2 separate regions of the Mus musculus genome follow, and region 1 is linked to region 2. The links are chromatin loops, found by intact Hi-C in ENCODE. Cell type or tissue: heart. All regions are shown on one strand. Each heading gives the region's core, and the rest is flanking DNA. Links, peaks and the distances in the headings are about the cores only. Region 1 has its middle 13 kb from the start of Gm32627. Region 2 overlaps Tspan18 (tetraspanin 18).

Region 1 (5,373 bases), core at 308-5,307, 140 kb before region 2:
GGCACCTTGGCAGGGTTTGGCTAGCATGACCCATTCTGCTTCCACGGTCATGGTAGACACAAAGAGAAAGGACCCTTGTTGGGAGGTCTGTTGCTGTCTGCTCCCAGGCTGCCCCACTGATAAGTCTGGCAGCTGACTTGGGCCTCAGTTTACCTCTAGGTATCCTTTCCAGAGTGTTTGCTCCAGTTTCTCCACGTGACAACTTGAATCTGGATCCAACAGTCATAGAGAAAACAATCGTTCGATATCACGTCTATCATAGCCCCTTGGCCAAGTTACAAGTTCACACCCAGATCAAGAGGTCCCTGAAGAGATTTCCCTCTGGGTAGGAGACTGCAGGGAGGTCACACTTAATCCACAGTGCTCTAGTGTCCGCAGCCACAACCGGTACATGTAGTCACGCCTCAGATAGACCCACAGCCTCCCTGAGTCTTGGCATTAGAGTCCACAACCCTGTAAGGTACCCTGGAGACAGACCCTTTCCTCTACATCCTTCTCCTCCACAGAGGAGGTATGCAGGGCTGGCGGCAGATACCTCTTGGCTTGTCCCCTGAGAAGGACCTGTGTGTCATCACTTTACAGACAGGGAAACTTGAGAAACTGAGTGGCTCTGGGTTCCCTGGAGGACTCCTGCAGGGACCAGGTAAGAGTCAGGCTGAAGGAGTCCTAGACCAGAGTGCTGCCTCAGACTCAGGGTAAAGCATATGCCGAGGGCAACCAGAGCCCTGATCTTCTCATGGATAACTCTCCCCCTCCCCCTCCCCCTCTGCCTCTTCCTCCTCCTTCCTCCAGTCTTACCCTGAGAACAACACTGCCCTGGAGACCACAGCAGAGAAAAGATTCCAGACCTCTAAGTCCTGGATCAGAGACCAATCCTCCAGCCCTGTGTTCCCCAGCCCATGGGACTCAAGAGTCGTTGCTTCCTTGATGCTGTGCCATCTACCTGTTTGTTTGCACTTGAGCAGATGGCTACGAGGAAGGTCCCTGAAGGGACAAGCACGTGAGTGAGTGCAAAATCAGTGAAAGAGGAGGTCCTGTGTCTGTGGCCTCCTGTTATTTGAAGCCTTTTTAGCTTCAAATAAGACACTGGAGACAATACTACAGGGAACCGGATTAAACCAGTCTAAGCTAGAGTTCCCCATTTCTAGGTGACCTAGTGTAACCTATCTCTGTCTCTGTCTCTCTTCCAGTAGTTTTTATTTAATGTGCATTGCTGCCATGTATGTCTGTGTGAGGATGTCTGAAGCCCTGGAACTGGAGTTATAGACAGTTGTGAGCTGCCATGTGGGTGCTGAGATTCGAACCCTAGGTCATCTGGAAGAGAAGCCAGTGCTCTTAACTGTTGCACCATCTCTCCAGCCCCGTGTTGTCTCATTATAATGCTCAGTTCTCTGCCCAGTCTTCGAGCATGGCATGTATGAAGAAGCATGATTTCATGCCAAGCATCACATACAGCTGTCTGCTGGCCTCTATGCAATACCACAAGGAGTATGAGGAGTCTTCTATAGAAGCCCCTTGTCCCCTCCACTCTGGGAACCATCCTTGCCGCATGCAATCATTTGTCTTTCATTTTTCCTTTTAGTTTGGGCCCATTGGCTCTGCCTGGACCATGGTCTGAGCCCACTGAGTCCTTGAAGTGGTTTGTATGAGAATGTTCCCCTTGGGCTCTGGCATTTGAAAAATGGATTCCCAGTTTGTGAAGGTCTAGGAGGTTCAGCATTGCTGGAGGAAGTGCATCATTAGGAGTGGACTTAAGAGGGTTCAAAGCCTCTCCCATGCCCAATATACTCACTCACTCTGTCTATCTATCTATCTATCTATCTATCTATCTATCTATCTATCTATCTGCTTCATGCTGTGGTTCAAGTTGTGAGCTACTGCCTGCTGCCTCTGCCCTGCCATTATGGATTTTAACCCTCTGAGACTGTAAGCCAAAACAAACTCTTTCTTCTACAAGTTCTATAGTGTTTATTCCAGCAACAACAACAAAAAAAAGCAATGCAGTGCCCCCCTGCATGCCTCCAGGGACATTGCAGACAGCAAGCCCCAGCCTCAGAGCCAAGCAACTCCGTGCATTCCTTCTTGGCATGGTCACCATCCTTCCCTGGTGTTAAGGACATCTGCCCACTCGGAATCTTCTTCCTCTATGGTCTCACATACCTTCACTGATTTCTTAGGCTTACAAAATTGGAGCCAGGCGGTGGTAGCCATGCCTTTAGTCCTAGCACTCAGGAGACAGGGGCAGGTGAATCTCTGAATTCAACACCAGTCTGAGGGAGAGGGAGAGGGAGAGGGAGAGGGAGAGGGAGAGGGAGAGGGAGAGGGAGAGGGAGAGGGAGAGGGAGAGGGAGAGGGAGAGGGAGAGGGAGAGGGGAGAGGGGAGAGGGAGAGGGAGAGAAATGTGTTGGGGAGAATTCTGGATTTTATACCTGTTGTCCACTCCCCGTTGAAATTGAACATGGCCATGCCTCTCCAGAGAAGTAGGGTTGATCCATTCCCACAGCAGGACTCCATCTTATAGGATACTGTAGCTCTGGCATATAAGATATTGGAGGTGGGTGGGAGAGTGTTCACTGAAGGACCACAGTATGAGCCACTCACAAAAGCCGCCTTTCTCCTGGAGCGTATCAAACATCTGGTTGAAAGATACAGAATATGCTTCCAAGAAAACCCATTGGAACTCAGACTTTCAAGGTGGTGCAAGATAGCCTTGAAATCTTGGATGTCTCAAGTTGCCTCTCAAGTGTTGGAATTAAAGGTTTGCACCAGTTTATGCTATGCTGGGGATGCCACCCAGGGCTCCCCACATTAGGCAAGTGCTCTATGGGTTGCATTGTCTCCCTAGCCTGCTGGTCAACCTTCAGTGTGTCAGGAAGCTAGACCTGGGATCCCCAGCTAGGAGGCTCTGTTCTCTCCTATTCCACTCAATGCTGGGACTTACATAATTCAGAATGTTTTTCACAGACATCCAAGCTCAACCGTCCCTTCTAAAGCCCTTCCTGGAAGTTTTAGCTATGAGAGAAGTTCGGCGTCACACAGTGAAGAAAGGCATCCGTGTCTCAGTGATGACTCCGTGGCTGGGTGGCTTCCTGCAGCTGCAGGCTCCACACCTGCTTCCACGAGGTTTCCTCAATGTCAGGAATACACCACCATCTCCTTCCTCCTCTCTTGCCCATTTGGGTAGGGCCGTGTGGACTGTTTCCCATCTATCTCCTCATGAGCTATAGAGCCGTATAACATTGGCCAATGGCTCTTTAGTCGAAGTTCAAACCCACACCAAGGCATTTCCATCCTGGCTGGTCCCTATCAGCTGTGACATCTGAGATAAATTACTTAACCTCTCTGGGTTATCATTCTTTTTATACAAAATGGCAAGGGACCATTTTGTATGGAGGTTTTCACCTCTCTCTCCCTCCCTCCCCCCCCCCCTCTCTCCCTCCCTCCCTCCATTCCTTCCTTCCTTCCTCTCTCTTTGCTTTTGTTTTTCTTTATTTCAAGAAAGGGTTTCTCTGTGTCTCTCTAGTTGACCTGGAAGTCATTCTATAAATCAGGCTGGGCTTGAAGTTGGGTATCTGCCTGTTTCTGCCTCCTGACTGCTAGGATTAAGGGCATGGGACACTACACTCAGCTGAGGTTTGACTTTCAACCCACAGATGAAACATCTGTGCTGAGAGGAAGACAATGAGGCCTGGAACATATGAGGCTATTTCCTGCTCCAAGCCACACAATTTGAATTCAGTCAGGGGTCACTAGAATTTAAGTTCAGATTAATATGATCCCGAATCCACCATTTTCTCCTTTTTTCTTTCTTCCGTTCCCTATTTATTCACCAGCTACACTCCAACTGAAGATCTGGCAGGCTCAGCTTTATGACCCTGGTGTGCCTCCTGCTTTTCCTCCTGATGAGTCCCGAAACCCTCTGGGGTGGCTGCCAACAGAGTGGGTTGGGCTCTGCCCAGATGTCGCTCTGCCAGGACATGATGAAGGCTGGCTTCCTTTGCCGACAGTGATTGGCAGGTGTTTATTTCCTTTTAAGAAGCTAACAGCTGTGGTGTGTTTATGGTTTAATTTTTGTTTTCGTTTTCTCTTCCACCGCTACGCAGAGGGTAGAGAGAAGCACAGCTCTGCCTGGACACCTGCTCCCTCTGCCCTGGAGATGGACCTCTCCCAGGGGCAGAAGTCTGGGCCTTTGCAGAGGTTCACAGGGCAGGGCTGTCTGGGCAAGCCTACTGTGTGCTCCTTGACTCCGATTCTTACTGAAGATCAACTGATGACTGTCTTAGCTGTCCCAGGAGGCTCAGCTCATAGAAAACTAGGAGGTTTCTATGCTCAGGGCCTGGGGACAGGTGACCATTATAATGCTTCCCTGTGCAAGGTGTGGCTTCAGGGACAGTGTATTCTCTTACTGTGATTTGTTTGTTGTGTTATTTACGTTGTGTGTATGTGTACACAGTGTCAGCTCCCATCCGTACATATGTGGATCCAGAGGAGAATGGGGTGGCTTACTTTACTGTGTTCCACTAATATAATAATATCTATTATTCCCTTAAGACTGAACCTGGAACAAGGCAGACAACCAGTAAATCCAAGCCATCCTCCTGTCTCCATCCCATAACACTGGAGTTGTGGGGCCCACAGCCACACCCAGCTTTTAACGTGGGTGCTGGGATTCGATCTGAGTGCTGACCCATTCCCTGGCCCCTGATAGTCACTGATACATTTGGGCACTACTGAAGCTCAAACCAAGTGCTCCCTGCCTGCTATGCAAGTGCTCTCTCTACCAGTGGGCAACTCGGCAGCCTTTTATGTATCTTTTGAATGTGAAATGGTTTAAGACTTGGTTTCAATGGTTTAACAGTTGCAACAACAACCCTGAGAATCTCCACACAGATACCTTCACCCAGATGCCCCGCACAGATGCTGACAGTGACCTTGTTGGAATCAGATCTGCCCTAGGAAAAATTGAGATTCAAGCTTTATTCTGGTTTTCTCCAGCTCCTGCAATCCCATTTTTCATTTTCAGTTTTTACCATGTCCCCCAGTGCTGACTCAAGGCACTCCAGTCTCCAACCCGCGCCTGGCTCTTCCTTCTGTCTTTACCTTCTCAGTGTCTACTCTTACCCCGTGTTCGCTGTCACGTATGACACATTTCCATTTCAGACTGCGCCTGCCTGAGTTGCAGTTCTCAGTAGGGGACCTCTCCTTTTCTTCCCTCTGACCTCCCTTCCTCTGTCCTCTCTTTTGAGATTTGGGTGAGATGATTAGCCTTTGCTGTGGTGACCACTGTTTATTTTATTTTTGTTTGCGGTACTTCTCTGCTCTCGGACCGTTCATTTTCTAACCTCAAACTTCCCCAGTTGGCTCAAACTGGTC
Region 2 (5,373 bases), core at 311-5,310:
TATAAGCCTGGCTCAATTCCCAAGCAGGGACAAAGGAGAGAGAGAGAGTGAGCAGTTCCTACTTAACGTCTCTTCTGCTGATTTTATTATTACCTATAATGTTCTAATTAAAAGTCAAGCGCTCTCAATAATCCCCAATGAGACCCAAGAAAATGTCTTGGTCCTGATTTTAGCTCCATGAGAAATAGTCCAGTATAGTACCAGCCAATATTATCTGACCTTCTAAAAGGTTACCTGCTGTCTCCCACACTTCAACATCCCTGTGTATGCCCTAGTGGGCAGAGACAGACCTCTCTGGCTTTAGTTTCTGTAGCTCCACAATATTCTCATTTGCTTTGTTAGACACCAGGAGCTGCCTTACCTATTTCTTTGCACCTTAAAACCTAAAACCTTACCGAATGTGTGTGAGAGATCTAATCACTCTGTCCTTCATAACAATAATAGAAAGTAGGTGACATTTCAGATTAAACAAGAATTCTTGGGCCCAGAAAGTTTAAGTAACTTGTCCAGTAACTTGAACAGCAAGCAGGTGGCCAGATTAGGATATAGACCCAAGCCATCTAGGTGGTGTGTGCTACACTGGCCTCTCGTGAATTTTTAAATGAACTGTCTATGCTCCTGAGAAGCAGATGGTGAGCCAGGAAACGTGACCCAAGCACCATGGCTGAGACCAGGGAGCAGAGCTGGCCCCAGGAGCTCATCCATGACCCAGGAAGCACAAAGCTCAGCCTGGTGGGTCAACCTGCCTGGAAGAGGCGTTCAGGCTGACCTGGGAGGCAGAACTCAAACATGAAGACTCAGGGCTCTGTCACCAGGTGGGGCAGAGGAGTCAAGCCAGCCCAAGCTGAGAAGGTAACAAGGTACAGGAAAGGGCTCTGGCATAGATGGGTCCTACTTTTCAGCTCCAAGAGCTCAGAGGTGCCACTTTTTTTTTCTCTCTCTAGGAATCCCTGGAACCCTTGTGATACCACAAGAGCCACCTCTCTTGGTTGGTGGAAGGGCAGGTGGCCTTACGGCCTTTGTAGTCCCTAGGAACCAACTTGTGAGAGCAACGATTCTCTTCCCCATGGATCACACTGCTGCTGGGTCACAACACACCTCTACAAAACCAATGTTTGTAAGAACTGAGTCATCGATCAGACTTTATGTTACAGACTTCTCTGTGACATAAAGATTTGAGCTGTCACAGTACTCAGTTTAATAAGAGTTGACAGAGTGCAGGTGTGAGAAACTATGCATGATGGGAAAAAGAGAGATGGAGGGGGAAAGAAGACCTTTCCAGCTCAAGAAAATGGGAAAAGCAGAGTGCATAACAGAGGGGAGAAAAGTCAATTAAATCATGATAATTACTTCCGCTGCCGTGCCCAAGAGCTGCGGGAACAGCTATTAATTAGGACTTCCATGTTGGCTGCAGCCGTTTGACTTCTACCAGGCTGCCAGTGTGTTCCTTAATGACATTCTCCCCAAGAGCTGATGTGTGAAAATATTTTCACCCTGGCAATTAGCAGTTTTAAAGAACATAACACACACACACACACACACACACACACACACACACACACACACACACACGGACATGTGTGGCCTATCCCCTGAAATTGGCATGATGTGTAGCAATTTTTCCTGCTCCTAGTCCTCACTCCCCAGAGTCCCTGCAATCACCAGCCCCGCCTTCCTCTCTAATTAGCACCACAAGAATCTTGTCTCAGTAAACTCCTCGCTGAAATTCAGACTTTAGCTAGAAGCTCAAAGATACATCAGAGACTTACACCTGCCTTGACTCACATAAACTGTTCCAGATCATCCCAGAGAGACAGCCCAGGCCTGTGAAGTCCCATGCCCTTCGAGGAAGGGGCCCCAGAAGGAGAGAATGCCTTTCACATCTAAAGGCACACCTAGATACCACCCTGCACCAATGGTTTAATGATGATCCACACATGGAATGAGAAGACACCTTCTTCTCCTCAGAAGCCTGTCCAATTAACTCTGCAACAACATGGTCAGGACAGATGGGAGAGGTCATCTGGGCCACTTGGAGGTTCCTGAAAATCAGCCCCAGTACTTTTATAGGCCTGGGGTTCCCTTCCAAAGACACCATAAACTAATCTCAGATGCCTTGTATCATCTGGTATTATTTCAATGGAGTAATTTGCTACACAATATCTGGTCCAGAAACGGAAGATCAATAGCAGCCCTCTTCTTTGCTATGCAAGGGTAAGAAGCAGACATTGGTGGCCCTGGAGAGATGCTAGGGAGAAGGGGTAAGGGAAACTGGGGTGTTGCCGTTCTTCCTACCTGTGGACTGGCCTGCCCTTTTGCTTCCCAAGAGAAAACACTCAGGTCTCAGGCAGATGCAGGTCACTGGGGCACCCAACCACCCTGACCAGTGGGAAACAGAGACCCCCATGGGGAACGTGATGGGGCCCTGCCAATGCTCAGCAGCTAGTGGGCAGGGCCAGGAAATCCTGCAGCCCCTGACCCTGGCTCTCTCTGGCTGCAGAGCAGAGGAGAGAGGAAGGCAAGGGTCAGAGGCCTGGGAGGGCCTTATCCCGAAGGATGTATAGAAATAGCAAGGCCTGACCCAGAGAGCCTGTGAGGACAGCGCTCCTTCAGGAAAGGGCCTTTCCTGTCATTCAGACACTTCTGTCCTGGCCAAGTTAAACAACAGGGCTCAGCCACATCACATTCTGGCTGCTTGCAAAATGGGATATCCTGACTCGAAGGCAGGTGTACCCTGCTCTCCTAACCTAAAAAGTGTTTCAGGATAAAGGGGACAGATGTCAGCACACAGCCTGGAGAGGATCCAATATCTGCTTGCCCCCAACAACTCTTACTTCCCCCTCCCTGGTCAGCTGATCTCAACTTGGCTTTAAGCTTCTCTTTGGCGTCCTCAGCGTCCTCAGGTTCTGCAGAAGCAGCCACGGTGACCTCTGTGTACTTTGTTGGGCAGATGTTCAGAGAAACCATGCTGAGAAAATTACCTGGACCATGGTGACTGAGCCAGGGTCAGGATCTGGGTGGGGCATCAGCTCCAGGGACATTTTGCCCTCTGCGATGCACATCAGAAGGAGACCATGCTCTGCTCATGGGATACAGTGTGAGCTCAGGAGTATGAGCCCGCCTCAGCATCCGTCCAAAGTCCTTTTCCACCAAAGCTACAGCTCCCGAATCTACACTACTGCCTCAGCCTCATAAGCGTTACTGTCTAGGAGTCTTAACTAGGTTTGATTTCTCTGGCCAATAAAGCATTAAAATACAAGAGTAATCTCACACACCAGACTTTGTGAGAAAGAAGCCACTATCTTAGAAGTCCATCATCTTTATTACCTATCAAGATGCTTACCCTATCTGCTTACCTGTCATGGATCTGCTACCTCCTAGTTCCTCAGCAGAGTGGCCACTTTCCCAACCTTGGCTTGACCACATGACTCACTTTGGCCAATGGGATCCCAGAGCTGAAGCAGGATGAATCCAATGTCAGGAAAGCCAAGGCCCCTTGTCTGCTGGCCAACAGCTACAGGGACAGGTCTCAATAGTGAAAGCCACTTCAGCCTGAGCCATGGATGAATATTAAGACATCCAGACAACAGGAAAACTTAGACTCAAACCAAAGTTGCACAAGAGACAGGAAGACACAAGGCCTAGACCCTACACCAGCCCTGCCAGGTGGCAACTGGCCTGCAGCCTCTGACCCGGAGAACCAAAGCTGGGCGGAGCCACTGGGCTCTGGGGGCTTTTGCTAAGTGGAATGATTTTGTTGGTGACTAATACAGTATCTACTTCACTCTGAGAAAGACAGACGGAGGGATTCACTCAAACTCACAATGCTAGCAGACAGTGGGGCTCAAGCTGAGACCCAGTGTGACCCTTGGGCACACCCAGGTTGCTTCTCCAGCAGGCTGATCTGGAGATAACAGAAGCCAAGCCAGCCTTAAGATACCCACTCCAGGCTTTCTTGGGGGGAGGTTTCACGCCAGAAACTTCCTGAAGGGCTCATACAGGCCTGGCACCAGAGCCTGTCTGGCCATTGGCTTCTTGCTTTTACATTCACCTCCATTCCAGCTTAGACCCACCACTTGCTAGCAGAATCCACCACCAAAGGCAGAGAGACTGGCAAGAGTAGGGGGAGACAGAGGTATCCCAGCAGTGGTGGCTTATGGCTGACTCATTCCCCTAGTGACCCTTCGTAGGGTACAGACTTCCTTCCCAACCAGACAGAGATCCTCTTAAAAAGTTGGACCTTGTAAATCTGTTTATGGCTTGTCCTTGTGGATGACATATGTGCTAGAGCAAATCGGGGAGTTACTGACGGATGGATGAATGAGCAACTGCACAGATGAGTGGGTACACTTGTGAATGAATGGGCACATGAGTGAGTGAATGGGCTCACAAATGAGTGAACGCATGAACGAGCAGGCACACGAATGAAAGGGCACATGAATTAATGAATGAGTGCGCAGATTATCTAGTGCGCAAATGGATGGACAAGCACGTGAATGAGTGAATGAGCTCACAACTGAATGAATGGGCATATGAGCGGAAGAATGAAGAAACGGCACACATGGATGAATGGGTGCACAGATGAATTAATGAATGAATGATAAGTGGATGCACAAATGAGTAACTGAACAGAAAAAAAATGAATGGATGAATTAATGAATGCAAAAATGAGAATGAATGATGAATGGATGCACCAATGAATAACTGAACAGAAAAATGAATGAATGATTCTGCCACCAGCTCTTATGGGACTGATCCTCCTAGCTGGCCCTTCTCTGAAGCCACAGCCCTAATCCAGGCACAGTGCATGCACAAAGCAGCCCCACAGTGTGGCGGGAGCTGAGAGTGGCTTGCTTTGGGAAACATCCTCTCGAGAAGTTGGCAGGGGCTGCAGATGTACTTTGGAACAGTTTCACTGGTAAAGGAAATGAATCCTGGGGCCTCCGCCCCAGCACTCTGAGAGATGGCCCAACAATGCTGGGTTCCCCACCAAACAATGAAGAATAAACCACCGTGGAGGTCCTTCTGACTTTCGTCTGATTTCTATTTTGGGTTTCCTTTGAAAAACCACTCCTGCTGCTTTGTGCAGTTTGGTGATCCTGAAGTCTCTGTCTCCAAGGTCCTGGACTCATAGTCTCTGGCCCCGGGTTTTTATTTTCATGTCTTAGTGTCTTGTTCTTTTTCCCACTTGTGGATGTGAATGGATCGCATGCACACAGAGGGCCAGCAGGGGTGAAGGGAGATCTGCTCCCACTCAGCTTGGTCTTTATAATGGCCAGATGGGGTCACAGACCTTCCACTCAAGCATTCCATGCTGGCCCTGTCTGTGCCAGGCTTTGAGTACCTGGTGACACCCTCAGAGCCACATTTCCA

The links. Hi-C counts contacts between places; a loop is a spot of excess contacts. Peaks named below come from ENCODE experiments on the same cell type or tissue, not always from the same donor. Only the 100,000 strongest peaks of a DNase experiment are listed, where the experiment ranks them.
Region 1: a loop joins it to region 2, with 2.3 times the contacts of the local background. A loop is called at or near these places in 3 of 42 quality-filtered maps.

The regions. Positions count from the first base shown.
Region 1 is chr2:93,128,350-93,133,722 of GRCm38, forward strand. No RefSeq gene overlaps it. Among named protein-coding and RNA genes, the nearest start is that of Gm32627, 13 kb to the right of the region's middle. In heart, for the core only: a CTCF peak has its summit at 2,890; a DNase peak (open chromatin) is centred at 3,942.
Region 2 is chr2:93,265,398-93,270,770 of GRCm38, forward strand. All of the region lies in intron 2 of Tspan18 (tetraspanin 18), which reads right to left. Among named protein-coding and RNA genes, the nearest start is that of Gm39882, 10 kb to the left of the region's middle. In heart, for the core only: CTCF peaks have their summits at 2,617 and 4,831; DNase peaks (open chromatin) are centred at 2,544, 3,564 and 4,894; H3K27ac peaks cover 3,488 bases.